2 separate regions of the Homo sapiens genome follow, and region 2 is linked to region 1. Evidence: chromatin loops called from intact Hi-C (ENCODE). Cell type or tissue: psoas muscle. All regions are shown on one strand. Links, peaks and the distances in the headings refer to the core of each region. The heading gives the core; the rest is flanking DNA.

Evidence for each region. Peaks named below come from ENCODE experiments on the same cell type or tissue, not always from the same donor. Only the 100,000 strongest peaks of a DNase experiment are listed, where the experiment ranks them.
Region 2: it touches region 1 in a loop (2.0-fold over the local background); 3 of 110 quality-filtered maps call a loop at or near these places.

The regions. Positions count from the first base shown.
Region 1 is chr1:67,301,559-67,313,495 of GRCh38, reverse strand. IL12RB2 (interleukin 12 receptor subunit beta 2) reads right to left here and starts at 5,623. Exons shown (of 17, transcript NM_001374259.2): 1 at 5,529-5,623. RefSeq lists a silencer at 5,571-5,760 and enhancers at 6,221-6,270, 6,301-6,400. In psoas muscle, for the core only: no CTCF peak of the experiment used is centred there; a DNase peak (open chromatin) is centred at 5,565; H3K4me3 peaks cover 1,876 bases; H3K27ac peaks cover 1,074 bases.
Region 2 is chr1:67,232,680-67,235,179 of GRCh38, reverse strand. The region is part of intron 7 of IL23R (interleukin 23 receptor); the gene reads right to left. Among named protein-coding and RNA genes, the nearest start is that of IL23R, 67 kb to the right of the region's middle. In psoas muscle, for the core only: a CTCF peak has its summit at 996 (motif pointing left); no DNase peak of the experiment used is centred there.

The DNA of each region.
Region 1 (11,937 bases), core at 4,590-7,089:
TGTAATCAATAGCAACAGTAGCAGCATAATACTAAAAATAATGCTAATCTTAACACTATACTAATACTAATGCTGCAATTTTTTGATCTCTTACTATGTTTCAGGCACGATGCTAGGCACCTTACATACAATCTTTATGATATCTATCTAGTAAAGCATTTATAATGCCTAATGCTTTACTCTTCAGAAGGTTGACTCATTACTTCTGAGGCCCACCTCCCTCAAAAGAGGATGAAACAACAAAACTCAGCGCACATACAATATGTAACCGTATCTGATGCTATTCCACTATGGTGATGGAAAAGGATAATCAAATCAAGTTACCAATTAGCTAACCTTCTCTTCTTCATGAAATTTCCTGAGTTATGGTCATGAAAATGAACTGTTTTTCATTCCAAGTCTACCATTTGGTGAAAGAATGTAACAAGCCATTACATGGGCAAAAGCCCGTCTATCAGGCCCCATCATCAAACCGGCCCCATTCATAATGTCATGGTAAATGGCTTGAAGGGGAAGGAAAGTAAAATGCATAACCTTTTCTACTTTTTCTTCTTTCTATTCAATAGTCCAAGCACTGTTTACATGAGCCAAATTTAACACACACACTTGTTTTCCTTTTTGTGCAGCTGACGAGGCTGCCTGGAATTTTCTCTAATTTCATTGGTAAGCATTTGCTGTCCTATGGTTCCTCTTTAATTTCACCCAAGTACAGGAACTTTCTTTTCTTGCTCAAATTCAGGAGACTTCCGAATTTTTGTTCCTTTTTTTTTTTTTTTAAATTCAATGTGTTTTCTCCTTTCCCTCTTTATGGCTTTTTTTTTTTCTTAACTTCCTTTATTCTTTTCTCTCTTCTTTTCCTATTTTTTCTGGAATGTTGTTTCTGTCAATTCTGTTTGTCTTTATTTCCATTTTAGATACATCCCATTTGACATAATAGACTCCTGAAATGTTGTGCGTAAACAAATCAGAGTTGAAATGAATTTATCCCACCCCAACCCCTCAATCATCTGTACTGAGAACTATTTTATCCTATAGATTGAACAAGCATTTCTCCAATATAACAGTAAAAAGAAAGAAAGAAACAAGATACGAATGGAGTCTTGGAGAAACAAGACACTTTCAAATAAACTACATGACCTCTTTTCTTTCTTTGAATAGCTCCCATAAGCCTAAAACTTTCATGGCAAGTGTTCAATAAAGCTTCGGAAACTCCAGCCTTCTCTGATTCACTCTCTGTATCCTGCTAGGCCTATCGATAAAATAAGCTGTCTTCTATTGGGAAGGATGATGTGCTGGAAAGAGGCCCCGGGCACCATCCTTGGTTCCTCCATTTCTGCCTCTGTCACCATGGCAGGTAACTTCATACTTCAAAGCCTCCTTTCCTTATTTTAAAAATAGCAATTGACCTTTATTGAGAAAACTAAACCTCTTTCACTAACTTTTCTTCCTTAGTGTATTGGAAAGGTTTTTTCTTTGACATCCTCAATCTGGAAGTCTCTGTTTGTGGACAATGGCAGGAGGTTTATCTTTGGATCTTGGGTATTGCAAAGTCCTGGCCAAGTTTTGCTTCACCTTGTAAGCAACCACTGAGTATTTTCATAAAGTACTACAAGGCATTAACATATTAAGATAATTGCATTGTTTTGAGAATTTTCTAAGAATTTCACAATTATCTTAAGATAATTGGAGGCACACTTGGGAGGGGAATTAAAAAACTAAGGGTAGTGATCACCATGCCACAATGTTTCCCCAGGTTTCTCATATAAATTAAGAATTCAGCTGAAGTCTCTACACTAACAACCCTCCATCTCAGTATCTCCTGATATTTTACTTAATGTGTTGCTTTTCCTGCATATCATTGCAAAATAGAGGTTAATTAAGATTCTAATTTTAACAATCTTTTGTAGGCATTTACTTAGTAGTTTATCACTGTGCAAAGCATATAATTTAGTTGTTAATATTTGGTCAAATACATAAAGTAATGATTAGTATCCTATTCTACAGATAGAAAAATCTGTAAGTTGACCAAGATAACCCAGAAAAACCACACATAAATCCAGAATTGGATTCGAATTACATTCTATGCTTCCCTTCTCCATGAGCACCTGAGAAATAAAAATCCAAGCTTGATGCTCTGTTAGTCTAACTGCTTTCCCTCTTCTATCGGTTTAAATTCTGCAGGAACAGGCTTACCCCTCTCATTTATTCTCAGCATGCCTCAGGGCTCCCATGTTAAACCCACAAAGCTACTACCTCCAAGAGGCATTGAACCATGTTTACGCTCATCACCTCAGTCCAAGCTCCCAGAAGAGCCTCCTGAGCAACTGTAGTAGTAATGAAAAGAGCAGTGGATCCGCCCAGGACACCTAAGTCTTGGCTCGGATAATTCCAGCTATATGGCCTGTGACAAATCACTTGACCACTCAGCCTAAGTTCCTTCATCTGTAAAAAGGGAATACAAACAGCACCTACTGGACGGACGTGGTGACTCACACCTGTAATCCTAGCACTTTGGGAGGCTGAGGCGGGCAGATCACGAGGTCAAGAGATCGAGACCATCCTAACCAACATGGTGAAACTCCGTCTGTACTAAAAATACAAAAATTAGCTGGGCATACTGGTGTGCGCCTGTAATCCCAGCTATTTGGGAGGCTGAGGCAGGAGAATCACCTGAACCCGGGAGGCAGAGGTTGCAGTGAGCCAAGATCGCACCACTGCACTCCAGCCTGGCGACAGCAAGACTCCGTCTCAAAAACAAAAAACAAACAAACAAAAAACCAGCACCTATCTCACAGGATTGTTGGGAGGGTTAAATGACAAGCTGTTAGCAGAGTACCTGGTATATAGCAAGAGCTCAATCAATGTTACCTGCTATTATTATAAGAAAAAAGGCAGTATTACTTCTTTTCAGTGACACTACGAGAATTAAGTTAGATGGCCTTGCTTTTGACTCCTCTCTTTGCCCATTCATCTGATTTAACACTGAAAGACTGATTTGATTAAAACTAGATTCCATACCTCCTAACTTCATGCCACCTATCATTTAAGACATATTAAGTATTCTCAAAATTTTCCCAAACAATTTTGACTTCGTAGGTCATGAACTGGGCCTTACATTTCTTTATATTCACTAAGTCTAAGTCCAGCAAATGCACTGACCATAATGTACATGTTCAATACTTATTTGGAAAACAAAAACAAAAACAAACCACTGTTACACTAGCGAAGAACACTAGAAACTTCCAAGGGCAAAGGAAATTGTATAAGACTTCCTTTGGGATTTGGCTTTTTTTTTTTTTTTTTTTTTTTTTGAGATGAAGTTTCATTCTTGTCGCCCAGGCTGGAGTGCAGTGGCGTGATCTCTGCTCACTGCAACCTCTGCCTCCCGGGTTCAATCGATTCTCCTGTCTCAACCTCCCGAGTAGCTGGGATTACCATGCCACATGGTGTGTGCCACCATGCCCCGCTAATTTTTGTGTTTTCAGTAGAGACAGGGTTTCGCCATGTTGGTCAGGCTAGTCTCAAACTCCTGACCTCAGGTGATCCCCCCACCTCGGCCTCCCAAAGTGCTGGGATTACAGGTATGAGACACCGTGTCCCGCCATTCTGCACAAATTTATTTGTAGGAGTTGACAGCAGTGCTGTGAGCGTAATTACAAAGATGACAAATAATTTGGTAGAGAACAAAGCAGGTGCAGCAATACAAAAATAAGTCCACAACTGAGAAATGATGCCCAATACCTACTGTACTTGGCGGATTCTTCTACCTTAAAAATTACATGTGTGCTTTCGAATTTTTTTTCACACTAAAACTCATTCTAATACAGAAAAGATTCCGTTTGTCAAAGTTTGGGAATTTATCAGCCTATGTAATGAACATGACATTCAAGAGGCATGACATATGGAAAAGAGCATATTGCAAACTTTTCTGGAGGCTGTTGTGCCTAACAGATAGTGTAATGTATTGAGGATTTCACATTAAAATAGGGAAGGAAAGTGTTAGCTCTTAGCCACTAAGGTCCTTTTAGTTATGTGTTGGACAGAGAAATAGGGCACTGTACCATTCCTATTAATGGAAAATGAGAATCCAACGTTTGTTTGTTCAAGTGGAGGTGGTTATAAGGTTCTGAGCCAGAGAGGTGGAAACAGAAGGAACACAGTTTTGAGCCAGAAACCTGTAACTCTCTAACTGTGTGAAACATGTAAGTTTCCACATCTGTAAAATGGGAATACTAATAACAATTTCACCATGTTTTTAAGGAATTAGATAATATATATCCAAAAACCAAATACATAGTAGGTGCTCAACAAAGATGTTCATCTACACAGAGCACACACATAGCAGATTATAACAATTATCTAGAGTTTTAAAAATGGGGAAAAAAGGACTAATTTAGCTTTATTCTTTATATATATATGTGTATGTGTGTGTGTGTATATATATATATATGTATATGTATGTATGTATTTATTTTTAAGACAGAGTCTCGCTCTGTTGCCCAGGTTGGAGTGCAGTGGCCCCATCTTGGCTCACTGTAACCTCTGTCTCCCGGGTTCAAGCAATTCTCCTGCCTCAGTCTCCCGAGTAGCTGGGATTACAGGTGTGCGTCATCATGCCCAGCTAATTTTCGTATTTTTAATAGAGACAGGGTTTCACCATGTTGGCCAGGCTGGTCTTGAACTCCTGACCTCAAGTGATCTGCCCACCTTGGCCTCCCAAAATGCTGGGATTACAGGCGTGAGCCACCGTGCCGGGACCCTGTTCTTAGACAAGGTCTATTTGTATGCTTTTAGGTTACTATTTGTAAGACCTGGATCTAATGGTACAGATACATAATCCCGTACAATGCTGACACTGATATTTAGTGTGTCCTAGGGAGATGAGGAGGGCCTCATAGTTCACAAAGGAAGGGGCATTTCACAGAAGAGAAAACTGAGGCTGGCCAATTTGCTTGCACCAGAGCATCTTGCTAGTAACTGGCCAGGCAGGGACTCGGGGTCAGTCCAGAGGCCACAGGAAAGACTGCTGAGACAAGGTTAGTTCACCCTCATCCGGGACTACGGAAGGCCCCCCCCAATATCTTACTCACATTTGATACATTTTCAAGCAACGGGAGCCACGTCTGTGGGCCTGAACCAAGGCTGGACCCTCAGGGGTGCCCTCTGCCCTTTTCCAGTCGCCGTCCCCTCCCTTCCGTTTGAGCCCACCACTCTGTGCCCCGGCCCAGAGAGTACCTTGGAGGCTCAGTCCGCGCGCTCCCTCCCCTCCATCCAGCCAAACCACCACCCAGTACCTCCAAGTGAACATCTGTGCCCAGGGCGTTAGGACTGTGATGAAGAGAAGCCATTTCGGATCGTATTGGAAGACTTTAAAAATATATATATACATATATATATATAAAGAGAGAAGCCGTCGCCGAAGCCCCCTCGGGAGACGCGAGACACGGAATCCCGGGCACGCAGACACCCCGCTGGTCCGGGATCCTGGGGCTCTCTCTGTCCCCGACCCCGAGTCACTGGTCACTCACCACGTGTCGCCTGCCAGCGGGCGCGGTCCCGGGCCTGCGGGGACCGGGTGGCCCCGGTGCTCTGGGCCGCACGTGTCGCGCTCTCCGCGCTCTCTGCCGGCGCTCGGGCGTTCCCGGTGCCAGCGCCCGCCCTCCCGCCTCCGCCTCCCGCCTCTGCGCCACCAACTCCGGGGTGGGCGCGGGGAGCTGGCGGCGAGTGAGGATCGGGCCGGGGCGGGGGTCGGGGCTGGGCGGTGGCCGCAGGGCGGAGAGGACTCGCTTCTCAGTTCAGCTCTGGAAGCGCAGCCGGGCGGGCGCCCGTGGTTTCCACCCCGCGGGTCGAAGCGGGCTCGGGTGGGATTCTGCCACCTGTGGGCTCTGCTGTGTCGCCTTGAGCAAGATAATTCTCTCTCCACCGTCAGTTTCCCCTCATATAAAATGCGGATAATAAAGCCTGTCTCATAAGACGGAGCAAGGGTTGACCGAGGTGAGGTGCGTTTATGCACCAAGATATGATAGGCGCGATAAAATCGTGTGCTCAGCGTTCACAGCCATAGAGACGTGGCACTTTGTTGACAGCCATCAGGGAACTTTCCTCGCAGATGTCCTTTCTCTGTGCTCTGCACCGCCCAGCTCTTACCACACCTGAGCGCCGAGGCCTCCCAAGTGGGCTGTGCACAAGACCGCCCACTGGAGTGCGGGCAGAACATACTGGAACTTCCATTTGTATTTGCTGTCTAAAAAATGAGAAAAAAGTTAAACTTGAACAGATGGCGTGTCACCACTCCCGTATAGGTCCCGTGTTATAAGTGGTGTTCTCAGGCAAGAGGGAAAACTGCCCAGAGTACAGAGGGGTCGGCAGCTCTGCATAATATTCATGACATAATATTTATGACAATATTACTTAGAAAAAAACTGTATTTAAACCTGTAAAGACAGACTCTCACTCTGTTACCCAGGCTGGTCTCAAACTTCTGGCCTCAAGCAATCCTCCCGCCTTGGCTTCCCAAAGTGCAGGGAATACAGGCCTGAGCCTCTGCACCCGTCAGCTTAGATTTCTTTAAATCTAAGACTTCCTTAATTATAAGATATACCATTATTTATGCGCTAGTAAGAAATAAAAAGAACTGCCAGGTAAACAATAACAATGCTTTCTCAACATTTAGAATCTTTTAAACTAAAATTTTATTTAGTTTAGAGATTTTATTTAGATATCTCTAAATAAAATTTAGATTTTAAACATATGTATATTATCTATCGAATTTTTTTTTAAGTCCCCCCCCCTCCCCCACCCCGTTGTCTCTGGAGTTTTCTTCTAGTCCACTGAGCCCAGTACAGGTTTGCTGAGCCCGCAGAAGTGGACAACTGCATACCACGCTTCTGGGCATTACCTTAAAACCGCTCTCAATGTTTGAGATGTTAAATATGAAAAATGTACATCTTGGAATCAACAATGTACAGTAGATTGTCTTTATGGGATTGTGACATACTGTAGTTTACATGCTTTAGTAATTTATCTACATGAATAATTTTACTAAAATCTTTTAAATCGTAGAATCTAGAATCTTAATATTACTTTGTAATGAGATGATACATAATTGTAGAAATCATTTGTAACAAAGATTTTAAAAGTTGTCTTAAAGTGAGTTATTTTCTTTATTTTTACAAAAAAACCCCAAATATCCTAAATTTGCTGATCTTTTCTGTATTGATATATGGCTCTCAGTACATGTTATCTAATAGATCTTTTTGAAGAACAAAAAACCCCAGAGGTTTATTTGTTGTTTCTTCAAGGTAATTTTCACACCAAGTGATACGTTGTTATGAAGAGACGATTTGAAAACAAATATTTCGAAGTGTTCCCATTATTGTGTGTTTTTCTTACTGAAGATTTTATGATTGTCATCACAGAAAATGCTTTTAAAAACTCGGAAACAATTTGCTATTTTGTTTCAATCTTTTAATTGAGCAGTTCAGTGGATTTTAAATCCATTTGTTAAAAAATATAAAAATGCAGCAGCTTCTCATTACTTTAAAAACTGATTGATATCAAGAATAAGATTATGATAGCCAAATGTTATAACAATCTTGCATAATTCATGGATTTTTCAACACTTTTTAGTGAGAAGGAAGGCTTTTAGTTTTGTTAATAAATCAATAATTTCAAAAATGCATTTTACTCTATCTCATTTAAAAATTTAATTTATATATTTGTGTGTGCATATGTGTGTGTGTGTATATACACACATATAAATATACATATGTTTTTCTGTTTTTTTTTTTTTGAAACAGCGTCTCACTCTGTTGCCCCGGCTAGAGTACAGTGGCACAATTTCAGCTCACTGCAACCTCCACCTCCCGGGTTCAAGTGATTCTCCTGCCTCAGCCTCCTGAGTAGCTGGGACTACAGGCACGCGCCACCATGCCCGGCTAATTTTTGTATTTATAGTAGAGATGGGGTTTCACCATATTGGCCAGGCTGGTCTCAAACTCCTGACCTCGTGATCTGCCCACCTCAGCCTCCCAAAGTGCTGGGATTACAGGCGTGAGCCACCGCGCCCGGCATACATATGTTTTTCAAGGAAATAAAAAAACAACCAAACATATGTTGGGGATGTTTCTCAAAAATGCTTTTTTTTTTTTTCTGAAGGAGTATACCATCTAAAATGTTGAAAGACCACTGCTCTATTAACTTCTAATGGCAGCATCTTACAAAATTGCAGAAGTCAGACACAAAATGGTGTCTCAAATGCATCTAAGGCATATTCTTTGAGGGAACAGATGAGAGCTGTTGAGGAAAGAACTTGAATCTGGTTGTTAAGCAAGCACAACAAATTATGAGAATACAGTAAGATGCAGGTAGCAATGATAATCTTCTTTATTCTCTTCTTTTCCCTAGATGCAAGAAAAAAAAAGTCAGAAGATGACAACTCTTACATAAGTATTATTTGAGAAATTATCATGCTCTAGGTCCATCAGTATATTGTTTAACTTAGACTTACATTATCAAGTGAAGACTTGCACTGATTGCCATTGATAACAGTGGTTCTCTTATCCTGCATGCTCCCTGGATTATAAACTCTATGCACGCAAGGATCCCTCATCTTCAGCATCTGGCACACTGAGTGGTACAGGGCAGGTAGTCAATAAGTATTTACTGAGTTGAACTGACTTGTTCTGGAGAGATCCCATTCTTTTTGGCCAGTTCAACGGGATTGTAGGTGTTGTTCAATCTTCACACTTTTCGACAGTTAAAAATTAGTTGGAAAATTAAATATAATTTTTCTTAGCAAGTCGGTAACCTTTCTGTATGAAATCACCATCTGTAGAGGCCTTTCTATTTCCCCACTTCTTTTTTCTGCCTTCTCCTCCTATTAATATCTGGGAGTTTCACTAATACAGGCATGGCTTTTGTCAGTGGTTGCCTGTCTAGTTAGAGAAAAAAACAAAAACAAAAATAACAATGAAAACAAAAATAACAACAAAGACAAACTTGCTTCTGTGCTTTCTAAAGAATAAACCCTAGATGGTAGACGATGCCTGATGAAGCAAGAGCCTAATATACAACCCAAAATGTCAACTGTGATTGTTAATGTAATCATTTTTAAGTCTATGGGTATGATATGGTCTTCTGTGTAGCTGTTAGGTAAATGAATGTACTTGTAAATCAAAAGCTCAATTAAGTGGATAACCACAGTGACAGTGACAAAGTCTTTTCTAGGAAATACTAGTTCAGTTTCCATTTCTGGTATAGTTCCATTACTTTAAATGTCTAATTTGGTTCATTGCTGATACCAAACACCCTGAAAATACGTAATCACACTATTCTATGAATAACTGAGATGTGCTTTTCCTAAAGTGTCACTTGTCAGGATAAATACTAGGAGGTGGTTGCTAACATAGTCATTTAGGGCATCAAATGAATGCTGGCACTCGTTAAACTTGGTAAGACGGTTTTAACATCATTTTAAACTTTTACTTATAATGAGAAAACTCAGAATCTAAGATTAACTGTTCAACCTTAACTGCTTCATTTTGTAAAAGTTTCATTTCTAAAAGTTATTACTTTGTTAGTTTTACTCATCTCTCCAAAGTATTAAACTTATAGGACAGCAACATAACTCCTGAATATATTTGTAGTGTTATGTATTGAAAAAGTTTATATAAAATTAAAATAGTGCAATACCAGATTCTCAGATTATGAATAATCTCCATAATTCTTAAAATGTAGACTTATACCTTCTCCACAACTGACATTTAACAAGCACAAACATTGTTTATAGAGGAACAAACTGGCCAGGCTCAGTGGCTCATACATATAATCTCAGCATTTTGGGAGGCTGAAGCAGGTGGATCACCTGAGGTCAGGAGTTCAAGACCAGCCTGGCCAAAATGGAGAAATCCCATCTCTGTTGAACATACAAAACTTAGCCAGGCATGGTGGCACTCACCTGTAATCCCAGCTACTCAGGAGGCTGAGGCAGGAGAATGGCTTGAACCCGGGAGTCAGAGGTTGCAGTGAGCCAAGATGGCACCATTGCACTCCAGCCTGGGCAACAGAGCAAGACTCTGTCCAAAAAAAAAAAAAAAAAAGATGAACAAACCACATGGAAATTGCCATGTCTTGGAGAGCAGCAGTGCGTTTTTGAGAGGTCTTTAGATTGCTGGATGCCTTGTTAAATGAACATAAAGGTTAAAGAGTAAAGTGAGACATGAGGTAAATTTAAAGCTGTGATAGCTGCAGGGTCCTACACAACATAAACTTTATTCACAAACTGGCTCTGCTATTCTTAGCAGCTAAATCTAAACATATGTTACAGGATTCACAGATTCCATCATGTCATGGCTGGTTACCTGATCATCAGAGCCAGAACTTTTGGTGGTGCAAAACTTTGGCAAGTTCTTATAAAAAGGAGAGTGATTTGCATAAAAGGCAAATTTCTCACAAACATTCCCACATAAAACCACACATATGTTCCTCATTTTTGTTGTCGTTGTTGTTTGTTTGTTTTTGGTTTGTTGTAGAGTACATCAACAGAAGCCCTATGAGAAGTACTCTGAAATGTGGATGTATAATCATTAAGATTCTTTTCTACATTCCACTCTTCTGGCTTCAAATGTCCTTTTTTTCCATGCTTCTCATACATAGAAAATACTCTGATTTCCCAAATGAGACAACCCAAAGTCCTGTCCAGTCATGGCATCCAGCTGAGATCCAAGCTCTCTGAAAAATGAGCAGTGGTGGCTACCTAGTGAGATATGCCTCCTCTGGGTCCACAGCCTATAAACAAACAAGTAAAAAACCCAGGTTACCTGCACCTCCCACCTCGCCCTGCCCCGCTCCAAGGATATAAAATGGTGGAACAGGGACAATGAATGCTCAGCTTAGGAAACAGAGAAGCATGTGACACACCAGAAGTCACTGGTCCAAAGTACCACTGTCTTCAGTGGTGAATGCATTAGTTTTTTTATTTTGGCCTGTAGGACCTCTGCTAAAGAGGCAGGAAGAATCTCAATTAAGTATCCTTTTCTACAAATCAAACACTGCAGAGTAGTATCAAATGTTAATAATATTTCCTTTCCCCTCCAGTCTCTCCTTCCCAAATAATAGTTTTACGAGAATCTTTCCACATTTTTCTTCATGCCTTTATAGACGTATAAAAGCGTTTTAGGTTTTTCTTTTATATTTAAGCCATACAGAAAATATATTCTAGGTTTAAACAAATTGAGCTATTCTATTTCCCTATCTGTCCATCCATCTATCTTTCGTTTTCCTTTTACCACATGACACAAACTTCATTCCATAATGCACGTAGTAGCGCTCTCATTTTTTTTCTTTTTTCCTCTCTCTCTTTTTTTTTTTTTTTTTTTTTTTTTAGACAGAGTCTCACTCTGTTGCCCAGGCTGGAGTGCAGTGGCACGATCTCAGCTCACTGCAGCCTCCGCCTCCTGGGTTCAAATGATTCTCCTGCCTCAGCTCTCAAGTAGCTGGGACTACAGGCATGTGCCACCACACCCTGCTAATTTTTGTATTTTGTATTTTTAGTAGAGCCTCGGCCTCCCAAAAGTGCTGGGATTACAGGCATGAGCCACCGTGCCTGGCCTCATTTTTTTTTTCAATAGCTACAAGTATTCCATACCATGCATGTACTAAGATTTAGTCAACCATTCTCTTATTTACAGGTCTTCAGGTTTCTAATTCCCACCTGCCCCCTTGTCTCCCCCAAAATGCAGCATATTCACCAAAATAAAAATATTCTTACACATATACTTGTACAAATATATGGTGCTTTTATTTGTGGGTAACATAATCTCACATGTAGCTTGTTGAATCAAAGGATATGAGCTTTTTCTCTTTAATGGATTATGCCACATTACTATCCAAATTATAGTAATTCATACTTCCACTAGCATGCCACATTATCACTAA
Region 2 (2,500 bases), core at 1-2,500, 74 kb after region 1:
AGTCTCTTTTGCTCCATGGGTATATGGTTCCACCAAACTCTGAGGGAACAAGGTTATGCCCTGATGGCCAACAGTCAGGTTTATTCATCTAAAGTGCTATCTTTACAGGCCAATGTTCATTTGCAGGGAGCTCAGGCAGGAGTCTGAATCTCCATTATTTTGAAATTTTAAGAATAAAAATACTGGCCAGTTGCAGTGGCTCATGCCTGTAATCCCAGCACTTTGGGATGCTGAGGAGGGTGTCAGGAGTTCAAGATCAGCCTGGCCAATATGGTGAAACCCCATCTCTACTAAAAATACAAAAATTAGCCAGGCATGGTGGCAGGTGCCTATAGTCCCAGCTACTCGGGAGGCTGAGGCAGGAGAATCACTTGAACCCAGGAGGCAGAGGCTGCAGTGAGCTGAGATCACACCACTGCACTCCAGCCTGGGCAACAGAACAAGACTCCATCTCAAAAAAAAAAAAAAAAAAGAGTAAAAATACTACATTAAAAGGTAACACAATTTTCAATTTAGCAAAATCATGGGCTTATAGCATATGCTGCTGTAGTATTTTTGTTTTCACTTTTATTATTTTAAAATTAGCATTTTTAATTTAAAAGTAATATATGGTGTTGTTGGCTTTTAATACAGGTTAATGTAATTCTGTTGTATAAACTACAGGTAGTTATTGGCAATGAAACTTCATTCAGTTATTAATTTGCATCATATAAAAACAATTTTCATATCTGACTAGGGTTTTATTAGCCCTAACAGGGAATAAATACAATCTTCCTTTAGAGTCTATTTGTTATCATAGTTCCAAATCAAACAGGTGCATTAAATTAAAGTCACTTATAAGAGGTGCTTAATCCTCATAGGGAAATTTCACAAGGAATCAGTTATCTAAAATAAGACAATTTATAAACAAAATTGTCAGAGAAGAAATCAAGCCAATGTTAGACATAGGACTGAAACAAAGCTATGTAGATTACATTCTTCATGGAATACTGCCACCACGTGGCTACGTCATTTCTTTTTAAATTATACTTAACATCTTTGACTGTAAAAGCGATAATTAAAGTACAGAAAAATTTTCAACAGGAGAAATTAAAAGGAGAAAAAAAGAACCATCCCTAATCCCATCCTTTTAATCCACCTGCTATTAGTGCTTTATGGTATTTGCAAGTATTTTAACATACAAAAGCATTAGCAAACACAGAATCTCACACACACACACACACACACACACACACACACACACACACACAGCCTTTATGACTGGAAACTGTTTTTTATATCAGTTCTGTCATCAGTGCATTGCCTAATTTGCTAAAAAAAAAAAAAACCTCATGATATCTTACTGTATTTGGTGTTTGTGGTGTTACGTCCATAATGAGACAGTTCCATCCTTGCAACAGAATATTAACTTATGCCTATTAATCTCACAGGACATACTTGAATATACTAAAAAAAATCCAAATTATCTTTAATTTGGGAAGAATTTTTATATAACTTGTACACACTGGCACCAAACTTTAGTCTTACAAGAAGACAATGTGCCTGTGGGAATTTAGAGTGATCTCAAACGAGAAATATGGTTTCTTATTGTTGGACAAAATTTAAAGCATAACAACTATATTTTTTGGCCTACCAAAACACCAGGCTAGTTTAATCAAATCCACTCAAAAGGACCTGGTTTTAGCAATAACGTATTCCATCTGTATTTTAAGGATGATGCCAAATCATCACCTCAGCTCTTCTTTCTACATCAACCGTACTAGTCTGTTTTCACACTGCTATGAAGACATAATCAAAACCGGATTTTTTTTTTTAAGACAGAATCTCCCTCTGTTGCCCAGGCTGGAGTGCAGTGGCATGATCCTGGCTCACTGCAACTTCTGCCTCCTGGGTTCTAGCAATTCTCCTGTCTCAACCTCCCAAGTAGCTGGGATTACAGGAGCATGCCACCACGCGTGGCTTTTTTTTTTTTTTTTTTTTTTTTGGAATTTTTAGTAGAGACAGGATTTCACCATATTGGTCAGACTGGTCTCGAACTCCTGACCTCAGGTGATCCACCTGCTTCAGCCTCCCAAAATGCTGGGATTACAGGTGTGAGGCACCGCACCTGGACAAAACTGGGAAATTTATAAAGAAGAGAATTTTAATTGACTCACAGTTCCACATGTCTGGGGAGGCCTCAGGAAACTTATAATCATGGTGATCGGGGAAACAGGCATGTCTTACATGACAACAGGCCAGATAAGTGCCAAGCAAAGGGGGAAAAGCCCCTTATAAAACCATCATATCTCATGAGAACTTACTATCACAAGAACAGCATGACTGCAACTGCCCCCACCATTCAATTACCTCCCGCGACTCATGGGGATTATGGGAACTACAATTCAAGATGAGATTTGGGTGGAGACACAGCCAAACCATATCATCAACCATGGGGCAAAGTGTGTTTTGTCATCCTTTTAAAGTGACCATTTAATGAGTATTAATTATGTCACAGGTA